Linked DNA regions of Mus musculus: region 2 is linked to region 1. Evidence: chromatin loops called from intact Hi-C (ENCODE). Cell type or tissue: gastrocnemius. All regions are shown on one strand. Links, peaks and the distances in the headings refer to the core of each region. The heading gives the core; the rest is flanking DNA.

What was found. A loop is a pair of places that touch in the nucleus more often than their neighbours do. Peaks named below come from ENCODE experiments on the same cell type or tissue, not always from the same donor. Only the 100,000 strongest peaks of a DNase experiment are listed, where the experiment ranks them.
Region 2: it touches region 1 in a loop (6-fold over the local background); 9 of 42 quality-filtered maps call a loop at or near these places.

The regions. Positions count from the first base shown.
Region 1 is chr11:96,533,854-96,539,939 of GRCm38, forward strand. All of the region lies in intron 3 of Skap1 (src family associated phosphoprotein 1), which reads left to right. It overlaps Gm38960 (a long non-coding RNA gene), which reads right to left. Exons shown (of 3, transcript XR_880182.3): 1 at 6,077-6,086; 2 at 5,174-5,449. Among named protein-coding and RNA genes, the nearest start is that of Gm38960, 3.2 kb to the right of the region's middle. In gastrocnemius, for the core only: CTCF peaks have their summits at 902 (motif pointing right) and 2,518; a DNase peak (open chromatin) is centred at 2,526.
Region 2 is chr11:96,275,208-96,281,293 of GRCm38, forward strand. Hoxb9 (homeobox B9) reads left to right here. Exons shown (of 2, transcript NM_008270.2): 2 at 1-1,388. It also overlaps a transcript of Hoxb8 not described here. Among named protein-coding and RNA genes, the nearest start is that of Hoxb8, 3.7 kb to the right of the region's middle. In gastrocnemius, for the core only: no CTCF peak of the experiment used is centred there; DNase peaks (open chromatin) are centred at 3,762 and 4,333; H3K4me3 peaks cover 1,906 bases; H3K27ac peaks cover 609 bases.

The sequences.
Region 1 (6,086 bases), core at 797-4,796:
ATGCATTTGCATGTGTGTACTCATCAATTGTTGTTACATGTGTATGTATATATCCGAATATATTCCTAAATATAACCATCTCAGTCTGTACAATGTTACTCCTGTGTCTGTTTCAGGGCTGACCGTTTGGTGCTGATAACCGACTGGTGTGCTCTTCCCTGGAGAGGATCGTTTCTCCTGCTCTCAGCATTCTGTAGCTGCCTGCGGTTCTTTGTGTAGCGTTGAGGCCTTATATTATTTTTTAAAGTGTCTCGAATAGATGGGGTCCTGTGGGGTACTTTCCTGTCTAGGTGATTGACAGTCCATTTGGATTAACTCTTAAGGGATCAGACAACGGAATATTCTTTCCTTTACCAGAAAGCCTCTGGCTGTGGGATAACCAACGGATGCCTCTAACCCTTAAGATTTATACACTCTGTTTGTGCTAACAATGCTTCAGTAAAAATGACAGGGAGATGTTCCATCTGAAACTTCTGGTTCAGGGGACTGAACACCGAGTTGACAGTGCTGTTTGTAAGAGGGCTGGCTTGTTAAGGGTTGACCGTACAGGTGCGGTGTCACATGCATGAGCAGGAATCTCTGTTTGACCTTGGTAGGGGCACAGGAGTTGGGATCTTGTCAGTTTTCCATTACAGCCTTGGTGGTTACTAGAGGTCTGCATTAGTCACAGAGATAACTCCCCTGTCTACTGTATGTCAAAAGCTGCTTTGCACCCACACTCTAGTCCTTAGTGTTCACTGTTTCATCCTTATCCCTTGGGCTCAGATCCAGCAGTGGCCTGAAGAAAGTACTATCTCATTCTTTTTTTTTAAAAAAAAAGTGATTTATTATTTATATACATGTGTATGAGCCTGCATCAATTTATATGCATATGCAGGAGCTCGCAGAAACCAGAAGAGGGCGCTATACCCCCTGGAACTGGAGTTACAGGAAGTTGTGAGCCACCATGTGGGTGCTGGGAACTGAGCTCAGGTTTCCTTCAGGAGGGGCAAGCACCATCTCTCCAGCCCATCTCACTCTTTTTCAGCAAAAGATGCTAGAAATGGAACTAGCCTGATCATTTCAAGAGATGTCTTAAGTCATGGAGCATAATAGACCCTGGAATGAACTGGGATTACAAAAAAAAAAAGGTAACAAAATGTGGACTTCTATGTTTTCAAGCAACTTTCCTACTAGAATACTTAAAGCATGGTGATTCCAAGAAGAGAAGTGGCAGATTCCAAGCTACTCTTAGGTATGGGCCGCTTGAGCTTGTTTTCTGTGTTGCAGGGTCAAAATGCCCACAATTCCATGTGATTGTACAGAAAAATACTTCAAAAATTCAGCATATTGATCTGACTAGGCCTGAAATAGTTGTATTATAGTTAGTGAGCATGGAATCCTTGCAAAAAAGAAAAAGATATTTTAAAAGCCATCCCAGCAATGAAGAACCATACATTTGAACCGTGAATGAGGCTGCTTCCTTCCCAGTCACATGTGGAGTGGAATCGCTCCTGTGAGCTCACGTTGCTGGCTGTCATTCAGTATTCTTTGCCTTTGCATGATGATCATGATTTAGAAAGCACGCAGCCTTGGAGTCAGTGGATTAGGGAGGAGCTTTAGAATCAGACAGGGCGGGGTCAAAGCCTCGCTTTCCCACTTCTAGTCACTTCTGAACTTTGGGTAATTTGTCAAGTTGTTTTATTTCTATATCACGGTTTCTTCATCTGTATCCTTTTTGGGATACTAACATGTCCCAGGGGTATACCTGAAGAGCCTAGACTAGAGCCTGTATAAAGTTCAGAATACAGCAAGTTGTTCCATTCAGTATTGTAGCTGACTGTCTCCTGAAAATTAACACATACTGAAATGAAGTTGAATAGCTTACAGTAAGAGTGAAGGACAGAGAATAGAGTGGTCCAAAGAAAGCAACCACAGACCAGTGATTCTGGGTTACGGTTGCCTAGCGGCTAGACTATCAACATATTTGTATTTATCTGTGTACCGCCAAATGCAGGTTCACACAGTTTTTAAAAATTCTGTCAAGATCTCATAAGTAGTGAAAATATTCTAACTCAGCAGGTTCCATTTTGGTACCAGTGAGAACAACAGCAGGCAGTGGGATGTGCTCCAGTAAGGCTGGAACAGCAAATGACAGACTGTAGGTTGCTTTATGTGTGTGTTGTCACATATACAATTATCTCATTGTGTCTGTTGCTGCCAGCCCTTCAGTTTATTAACATCCAGGAGCCCTTATCCAAAAATCTAAGCAGGGTTAAAGATCACAGCATTTTCCAGAAATGACAGGGGCAGGAGCAGAAGAGTTCATACTGCGTGTATCTCTCTGTCTGTCTGTGTCTGTCTGTCTGGATGGATGGATGGCTCTGGCTCTGGCCCTGGCTCTATGTATGCTTTTCTGTCTGTGTCACTCTGTTTCTACCTGTCAGTCTGTCTGTTATGATTGTCTTCCATTCTTTCTTTCCCTTTTTGAAAGAGCTACGCTGATGCTACGCACTGCAGCTCACCCTACTGGCTAAAATGAGAAACTGCACCACAAAGGACCATTTTCTTTAAAAGCGGAGGAGGGGCTACTTTGGAAGACAGTCTTAGCCAGTCCTCTCCAGTTTTCTGCTCGCTGGTTTGGTTCACTTGAGAGTATTATTAATCTGTGCTATCCTTTGGGTTGCTAGATTCACAGGTGTTCCCTAGTGACTGTTCTCTGAGCATCAATTTGCTTCAATTTCTTATTATCTACACCATTCCATTCTTGCACTATTCTTAGTGTGGCCATGTAATTAGTTAGCAGTATTCAGAAGATAGAGAATTTGCACTCAGAACTCAAGCTCAGACTACTTGTCATGGGAGACCTCGGAACAACTTTAAAAAGTGTAATAGATGGAAGCTTGCTCTACCCGGATGACTCTCATCCATTCTGCAGAGTTAATGACATTTGGTACTGTTACACTCACCGCCAGGGCCTTGGAGGCGAGGGGTGAGAGTGGCAGGGAATATTTATACATTGAGTTATGGATAGATAGAGCAGGAGGGAAAAGATGGGCAAGAAGTCAGACTACATAGAACAGAGAAGAATCTGAGACCTTCACTGTCCGTGAATTAATCGCAAGAACCAACCACGCAAGTCCAAATGGATATTTAGGAGTCGGTGAAGCCTCACAGATGTTCTGTGGAAAACACCATACATTTTCTAATGCATGAGTTTGTGCAAAATGGTATATAATTTATACTGCAAGTATTGACAGATTCCCCTCCCGACCCCGACTTTGATGTCACAGGTGTGCTCAGTAATATATTCACGTGTGAATAACGCTTCACGTACCTGGTCACATCCATATACAGCACGTTTCTTTAGATCCAGAGGCTTAGGTGAAGGTTACAAGGTGTCGCCATTTTGGTGGCACTACCAGAGTTCAACTTTGGGAACTGCATTAGTGTTAAATTGGTCTGAGAAAAGCTGGCCATATCAATGCTACCAAGCATGAACGCTAACTGGATTTGGATCAGGAAACTTTATTTATAGCATTTTAGTGAGGATTTATTAGTTTAAAGAGGGAGCCACATGCCTCGTGGGTTCTTAAATATCAAATGGAGCAGGAAGTTCTTGTTCTCTTTTTAATGTCAACAGTCGTAACAGCAAAAAACAAAAACCACCCAAAATGACAATTTCACACTAGTTTCCATTTCTGTATATTATCCAAAGACATGAGAAAAAAAAGTCATAACAAAGCCAGGACGTTTTTTAACCATGTGACACATAGTTGCTTACAGGTGACAAACAGATTTTATGAGAGCACACTCACAATTAATTGGAAGAGAGATAAACGGCAGAGACTTATACCGACATGAGAAAAACTAACGAGCCTTTATATACATCTATTGAGCAGAAAACGTGTCTTTATGTTTTATGTTATTTGTTCTTGTAATTCATTGAAGTTTTTTAAATGCTCAACCTGTTTTCCTGTCTCTTTTCGTCTCTTCGGTAAAATTGTCACCATGCCCTGGCTGTGTCCCCAGATAGCACCTGCAGGTTCAGAACTAGACTGGGTTGTCCAAAGACCTGTAAGGGGAACGTTGTGGTTCATTTTTCTCTGACTCCATTTGGAGTTGAATTAGTAGATGGAAGTTTTTAGCAGTTTAATTCACTCCTCCATAAAGTTTATGGAGCAGCAACAGCTGGTTGAATCCAACGCAGCAAAAGCCAACTTCCAGTGGCCAAGCCATTGTTTCTGAATTAAGGGGGAAAACTCATTAGCCGGTAATGAAAACACAGAATAAAAAACAAACAACACAGAAACCCTGGCAAATAATTACCTTACACCCGATACAGAGCTGTTCTATCTTCCTGCTCCAACCTCAGAAACTCCCAACTTATCACTCTGCAAAGCATGAATGGAATTGAGTCTGGCTCTCAGAAAAGAAGAATAGAGAAATCACCCCCAGGATGGGCCCTCAGCACAGGTGCCCAGTGGAGAACCTGTCATTGAATATACCAAGGAGCGGATGAAGCACCCAATTCTTATGACACTTAGAATCGAGGAACAAATTACCAGCTAATGGCAGGTGAACCCCTGATAGAGTTCCCCTAGATCTTGTTTAGAAATACAAAAGAAAAGGCTGAAGGCGGCGGAGGTGATTAATGGAGATATAGTGTGTTAGAATATATATCTGTAGAGAAATATATTGATTCCGAGTGAGTTGCAGTGGGAAGTGTGTCTCCAGCGGCAGAGGGGCTGGCCTGTGAGAAAGCCACTCTAAGCAGATGGAGTTCAAAGCCCTAATTGTTCAGCTGCTGAGTGGAAATGTCTGTCACTGTAGCTTGTGATCATTTATGTCTGATCCCACTGGATCCTAGTTGGAACGGGGACTGTGAGAGCGGCCGACGAGTCCAGAGAACGAGAGTGGCTACACTTTAAGGAAAAACCATGCCTTTTAACTTAAGCCCATCCAAAATGACCACAGTAATTGTCAATTCTATAAAACTTTTCACCCATGCATCTCAACTAGTTGTAATCATTTTAATTACACCAGAGCATCTATTTTTATGCACCGTGATAGGCTCAATTCTGTGCAAGCCCAAGGGAGGCGAGCCACTGGATGTAACTGCTAAAACACTTATGACATCGTCGAGAACTAATCGCATTTAAGTGTAAGGCATATTTCTCAATGTTTTTCTCACCAGCAGCTGTCTGTCATGCTGACACAGGCTCTGTAGGAAGTGCTGAACTGTAATCGCTCCTTGCTGCATACGAAGACGGGGGCACAGGTACCCATGGTACCCAATGCATTGGCGCGGCTTAAAGTCCACCTGTGTAACTATTCCGAAACCACCGGGATCACATGGAAGTGACTGTACTTCTGAAGTGAATAAATCAAGTGGCGGCTCCTGGCAGGTGTTGAGGGTGAGAGTTTTAGACAAGGCAGCTGTGAATCCAATCCGTGTGCTGGACTGGATCTTGGAACACAAAGAAAGGCAGTAATGAAAAGTCCCAAGCAGTACAAAGAAAGGTTGAGCGTAGCAATATTAATTTGCTGGTTTGGCAGATAGATTTCACTCACGGAAGAAGCTGGCACGGAGGAAGGCTAGAGGAAGGCTGTATAGAAGCTATGTCATATCTCCACAACACTTTTATAAAACTTATTTTAAGGATGGGCACCGTGGTGCGTGCCTTTAGTCCCAGCACTTGGGAAGCCAGGGTAGGAGACCCTCTGTGAGTTGGAGACCAACCTGATCTACACAAGCAGGTTCCAGGATAGCCAGGACTATACAGAAAAACCATGTCTCAAAACAAAACAAAAAACAAAATACAAAAAAAATTTTAAAACAATTTTTGCAAATCCAAAACAAATCCAAAAACGTCCCCTGATCATCATAATCTTTTAGATGTTAGACTGGAGAGGGTTGGGCTCCTCCACTTGGTGGTTTTATCAGGTATATGAAGCAAGCAGAATGATGGTTGAACAGAGATGTTTAGTATATCCTATGAATGTTAAATTTTGATCGGAACATATACTATTTTTACAAAGGTTTTCAATTTGTCTCCAAAATGAAAACCCCTTTCATTGCTGCAGGTCCGCTTACAGTTTTCTAG
Region 2 (6,086 bases), core at 1,397-5,396, 260 kb before region 1:
CCTCTCTTCCAGTCTGCCTGTTCCCTCCCTGTAACCTAGCCAGACGCCACCCAGGTACAGTTTAACTGCACACAGCCCAGTGGATGCCCACAGACATAGAGTTTGGAGTCTATGCTAATCATCGTGGAGAAAGGACATCAAGACGTTGTTCATCAAACCAAGCAGGGCAGCTCTCAGATCAGGTTCATTTTGGTTGTGCCCTGATCCAAACACACACTAGGAAGATGTCTAGAGATGCCCTCAATGAGGCACTGCAGTCCCAAAGTCTCAACATCCCAATATGTATCCTATGGAATTGCCAGCTAGACCCCATATCTGGGGAGGCCTGTGGGCAGATGTGGCCATTCCTGTCCCCAAGCTGTTGTGAGCTAGAAAGGGCAAGAAAAAGCAGGGAGTGGTTTTATGAAGGTACCATTAGTGGAGTCCCCTCGTATTTTCCCTGCAGGAAGTGTTTAATTCTGCATGTTTTCCTTTCCTTCCAACTAAAGGAGGTCAAATTGTGGGTTGTAGAGCCCTGACAGTGCTGTTTCCCCATTCATACATTCCTATCCCCATTTGACAGAATGTAACTTTTCTTGCTGACCACAGTCTCAGATTCCTCTCTATCCTCCAACTTTGAAATCAACTCTCCTTTCCACCAAACCCATCTTGCACCAGCAAGACAAGTCTCCCATTGTAGGAAAAAAAAAAAAGTCCCTTTCCTCTCTGCTAGGTCAACCCCACCATAGAGAAGGCTGGGTCAGAAGAGTCTGAAAATTTATTGTGAATCAATTCCCCAGCTCCCTTCCAGAGTAGGCAGTCAGGGCCGGGAGGAGCAATGGCCTCAGCAAGCAGGGCTAGTGGGTATCTTTCCATTTCACCAGTTTCCTGACCCAGGAAGAAGAGAGCCCCTTGGCATCCAGCCAGAGGTCCAAAAGAAGACTCAGAGTGGGGACTTCACCTCCTGCAAAGTCCACTGCTGTATCCATCCTGTTGCTGCTGCATGCATACGCTTCTGGCAAACAGTCCAGTGTGCACAGGAAAGAGGCAAACATCGCACCTCCCCATCGTGCAGAGGGGGGTCCTCTCTGCCTCTCTGCCTCTCTGCTCTCCCTGCTTCTCAATCCCTTCCACCCGTGGACTTTTGTTCCCGCTTCTCCTGACTGCAAAGAGGTCATTCCAGTAGAACTTTGAATTTTATTTTATTAATTTTTTTTTGCTTTTGTCGGTGGCTGTGGTGACATTGTGCTTGTGTTTTGTGATTTCTTTGGCAGTGATTTTCAGTTGTTGCTTATAAGGGAGGGTTGAGGGTGGGAGTGGGGAGGGCAAGGGGCCTAGAGCTCTAATTGTTTGTTTTGGAAGAAAAAGGGGAAAAAAAGAACAAAAAATATACATATCACTCTAGAAAACAAACCTCTCCTGCGTTTTATTCTGTGTCACTTCTCCTCTGGTCATTTAGCAAAGCGTCCATTTGCTGAAAGCATGGCTTCAAACAAAGACAAGTTAGTGTCCACAGTCACAGGCTTTCTCCTTTGACCTTTTAGATCCTGCTACCTGCTCTGGTGGTGCTGACACCTGGTGGGTACCCAAGTTCCAAGACCTGGGCTTAAACTGAGCAGGGCTCTTCCGGTAGAACGAGGAGAGTGGAGAAGGAGGAAAGACAACCTCCAACATCTTTTGGAGCAGAGTCTCCCTATAGCAAGGGGTCTCTCACAAAGTTGCTCTGGAGACCTCCGCCATTAACTCAGGGAAGGAGAAGCTTGGCTAGTATTTCCTGGAGGCAGCATCATCTCTCAGCTAACCACTTCCAAACACCCAGCAAGGAGGAAGTTAGTGCCTTTTCTCGGCTGTTGCCATGAGGATGGTGGTTGAGTGTAGTGGAGACCCAGTGGTGGGAGAGAGCTCAAATGGTTGAACCTCAAGATTCTTTGTCGAACCCCCCACCACACACACACACACACACACACACACACACACACTCCTAGGGCAGCTTGCTGAGTCTGGGTGGTTGCGATCAGGGCGAGTGACAGTTCTCAAAAGAAAGCCACGGAGGAGTGTGGGACACAAACGTTTCAGAAATGGGGGATAATTTCTTTTCAAAAGGACCCCTTCCCGAATCACACTTGGCTTCAAGAATCGTCTGCAGTGTCCCCGCCAGAGCCTGTCGTGAGGTCTTGGAAGCCCTGTTTTGTTTTGTTTTTGTTTTTGTTTTCTTCTTCTTCAATCGTGAGGATGCGGTTGCTGCCGGCCTGCAGCTCTGCAGCTGACCTCGAGAGCTTCTCTCCGCTGCACACGCCACACTGCAGCGGAGACACTGTGCGTTGGGGTGGAGGTGGGGACAAAGGCTGGCCGGAGTGAGAGAAAGAAGCCCTGCCAAGGCCGGCCCTACCCCTCTCTAACGAAAGGGCGAGGGGATCCGAGAAACAGGAGAGGAGAAACAGGAGACAGAGAAACTGGTACCGCGGCTGGAACAGGCGGCCTGCCAGGAGGGTTATGTTAAAGATGGAAAATGAATCTGGCTTTAAAGCTAGTGTAGACTAGGCTGTTTCTCCATCCTTGGCTCTCCAGGCTCTGCCGGCGGCAGAGGATGAGCGAAGGAAGTCCCAGTTTCTGCCAAAAATAAACATAAAAAGCGAAGCTGGAGACTGGGCCGCTGAGGGGTTGGAGGCGAGGGTGTCTGGAGTTGCCTCTGGCAGCCGCGTCTGGGTCCCTAGCCTGGAGTGGCTTCTTACAAGACAAAGGCGAAGGTGCAGAGCCTGGGAAGCCGGAGATGAGGAAATCAATTGTCATAAAAGAGAGATTCAGAGAGAGAGAGAGAGAGAGAGAGAGAGAGAAGCTGGAAGAGGAATTCAATGCCGTGTGCGCAGCAATAAAAGAATATGACCGCTATAAAAGTTTATAGGGTATAAATTTCTGAAGGTTAAGAAACTAAACAGCAGCAAAGCAAACAGTGAGGGGAAACTTTCCGGAGATGAGCCTCAGATGAGCCTGGGCTCTGGATCTGGTGGGATAATGGCTGGGTCGGCCCCCATCCTCACCCTCAACCCTTTTGCGCCCACGACTGAGGCTTGGGGTCTGGGACTTGGGAATCAGGGGCAATGGGGTGAGGTTCCCCGAGGGTAAAAACTAAAGAAGCTAGCAGCTGGGAGGAAGAACGGTTTGTTGTCCCTAAAGTTTCAGTAATCGAAATTCTGACTGTTGTCTTTGTTCTTTACACCCCCTCTGGAACCACCATCCATAAATAAGAAACCTTTGCACACGCGGACACACACACACACACACACACACACACACACACACACACACTCACACACACACACGCACGCACGCACGGACACGGACTCAGGGACACACACACAGTCCAGCAAGGCCAGACATAAGGGAGAGTAGCCTCTTGATCCTTCTTCAGTTCTGTTTCATCCCCTCGGCCCTTCTCATCCCTCACAAAAAGCCCAATTGTTACCCTTTAGCGTGTGAAATATTCGTGTAAGGCTTAAAACGTGCTGATTTCTTCTTTTACTGACTAAAGCTTAGCGTCTTCAATATAAATTAGGGACTGAGTGGATATACAGCTTTTTTCCCCTTTAAGTTTATCTGAACTATTCCACGAACTGTTTCCTGATTCCGAAGCCTTTTTCTTATCTGCTTTCATTTCTCTCCCCTATTTCTAGTAATAATGAAAGTTTAATCGTTTGTTGCCTCCTCTGCTAGTTCTCAGAGAACCTGGCTGAGCAGATATAAGGACGTCTTTTGCACAGTGGCCGCTAGATGGCATCCTTGCTCCATATGAAATTTCCCAGTGCTGCGGCTGCCGGCCCAGCGGCTCTACACAGCACCTTGTTCGGCCCTGTATCTAGAAACAGAGAGCTACCAAAAGTCATGAGAAATTTGCACATAATAGAAAAAAAAAATAGGGTTTGTTATGGCTCTTTCCCCTACTGTATATATTTCAATTATAACAGAGTTCCTTTCTCTCTTCAAATGGTTCATTTTCTGAATTTCTCACAGTAAGAAAGCTGTTTGCCAGTTGCTGTGTTTGATGGGGCGAGAAATGCGTGGGAACCGGAGATAATGTTAATAATAAAAATATAGAAATAATAGGCACAAATCAAGGAGGCGAATTGATTTGAAAAACTGAGATTTTCCTGCAGTGGGGGCGAGGGAGGAATAAAGTGCAGGACAATGGGTCAGGTGAGACTGGTGAGCCTGCAGGTCTTTTGAAGAGGAAGCTACCCCAGGCGGGCTGCCCACACCTGCTGAAGAGAGAATCCGGACGTGCCAATCTGGGAGATTTCCAAATTTGGGAGAAATGGGGACCTGGCTTTGGTGAAGATTCGGTGGTGCTCCAAGTCAGAGGGGCCACTGCCCCAGGGCGCCGACTCCAGAGCCTTTACATGTGTGCAGGTCTAGGCTGGCCGAGTGCCTGGTCATCAAGGCTCGGACAGACTCTCCCTAGGGGTGCGGAATGCAGGATGCGGGATGCGGGATGTGGGATGCAGGATGCGGGAAGGCTTCAGAATCTCCTCGGAAGGCTCAGTCAAAACCCTGCGCATTTTTCCTAACAGCAGTAGAGGCAGACATGGCGACGGGGAGCAGTCTCTGGCTTTTCCACGCTTCCGGACTCCCAGGTGAGAGCTGCGGCTTCCTCGGGCGCGCCCAGGCTATGCCCTTGGCGTCCTTACTCTGGCAAACCTCGGGGAAGCCAGTCCTTCTGGGACGGAGCAGCTGGAAGCCTGGACCCAGGCACTTTTCCGTTCTGAGGTTGTCCCTCTGACTGCCTACAACCCCTTTGGCTGGTTCCCAATCTTCACTTTCCTCTCAGTCCAGCCTGAACCTGCCTCCAACCTGAGCCTCCAAAAATGACCCCAGAACCCCGTGTGGCTTCTTCTCTTTCCGCAGGACCAGGTGTAAAGAGGCCAGCGGAGTGTCTTCTCAACTTGAGTTTCTCCAATAAATCTGCCCTCCGTTGGGTGTTTATAACTGATCTCCGAGCTCTTTCTTGTTTTTTTTTTTCTTTCTTATAATAGAAACATTTTCCTTCCATCAGAAATTTCTGGCACGGTGTAGGGATGATTTAGAACAAGCCATTGAATTTCTATCCCACCAGTGAGTCCTCAAATCATGACCATAAAATCCCCCGCACTTGATAAAAATGTTCACTTCAGCAACAACTTGACACTGCTTTAGCTTGCCTCACCGACCTCTCATCCGTGTGGAAAAACAAAACCCCACAGCTTGCTTCAGTTTCCCTCTCTCTGGCCCCCTCCTTTTCTCTCTCCTTTCTATATACACTGTACTTCAGAAGGCCGAGTGAAACCCTTAGTGCAGCTTCTTTGGAAACGTGGTTTCATTTTTACAAAGATTCTGGCTCATGGAACCCCTCAAAAAAAAAAAAAAAAAAAAAAAAAAAAAAAAAAAAGAAGCACCTTAGAGAACGGGCAGTAGATTTAATTTATTTGTAAAATTGACTCTGCCTTTGTTCTAGGACGTTTCTTTCTCCTTCTCTCTGTCTTTCCAGTCAGTTCCCTCAGGAGACCATTGGTTCTGCCTGCCACCCTAAGGTTTGACCCCCCCCACCAGCCATGTGCCAGGTACACAGAGGAGGGCCTGGGCTTGGAGTGGGGCAGCCAGTCATTTCTGGATTTGAGGCCTCAGATCTTCAGGTGCTGGAGGTCCAACTAAAGGCACCCCAACAAGAGAAGAGGGGAAATGGAGACCTTGGTGGCCTTGTTTTTTTCCACTCCAAGGTTAGTGCAGGTGGTCAAATGGCTATGGGGACATATACCAATAACAGGTGCCTTTTAAACCCACACCTTTGTGTTGGGCACGGGAGAGCATAAGACAGCAGTAACCAAGGCCTTGGTACCCAGCCTTAGTCTCCACTACCCTTACCTCTTTTGCTGTGTGGATGAAGAGGTCACTATCTATACCTGGAAGGCTTGTGTGTAGAAGGAATGGGTGGTTGGCCCCAGAAAGCTGGGTGTCAGTGGGGCTTGGTTTCTGAATGCCAAGGCCCGGGGCACAGGTTTACAGCCACACGAGATATCATCCTTTGATATCACTGGACCTTTCCCTCTAAAGTGGCCAAAGCACCTCCAGAAGACCCC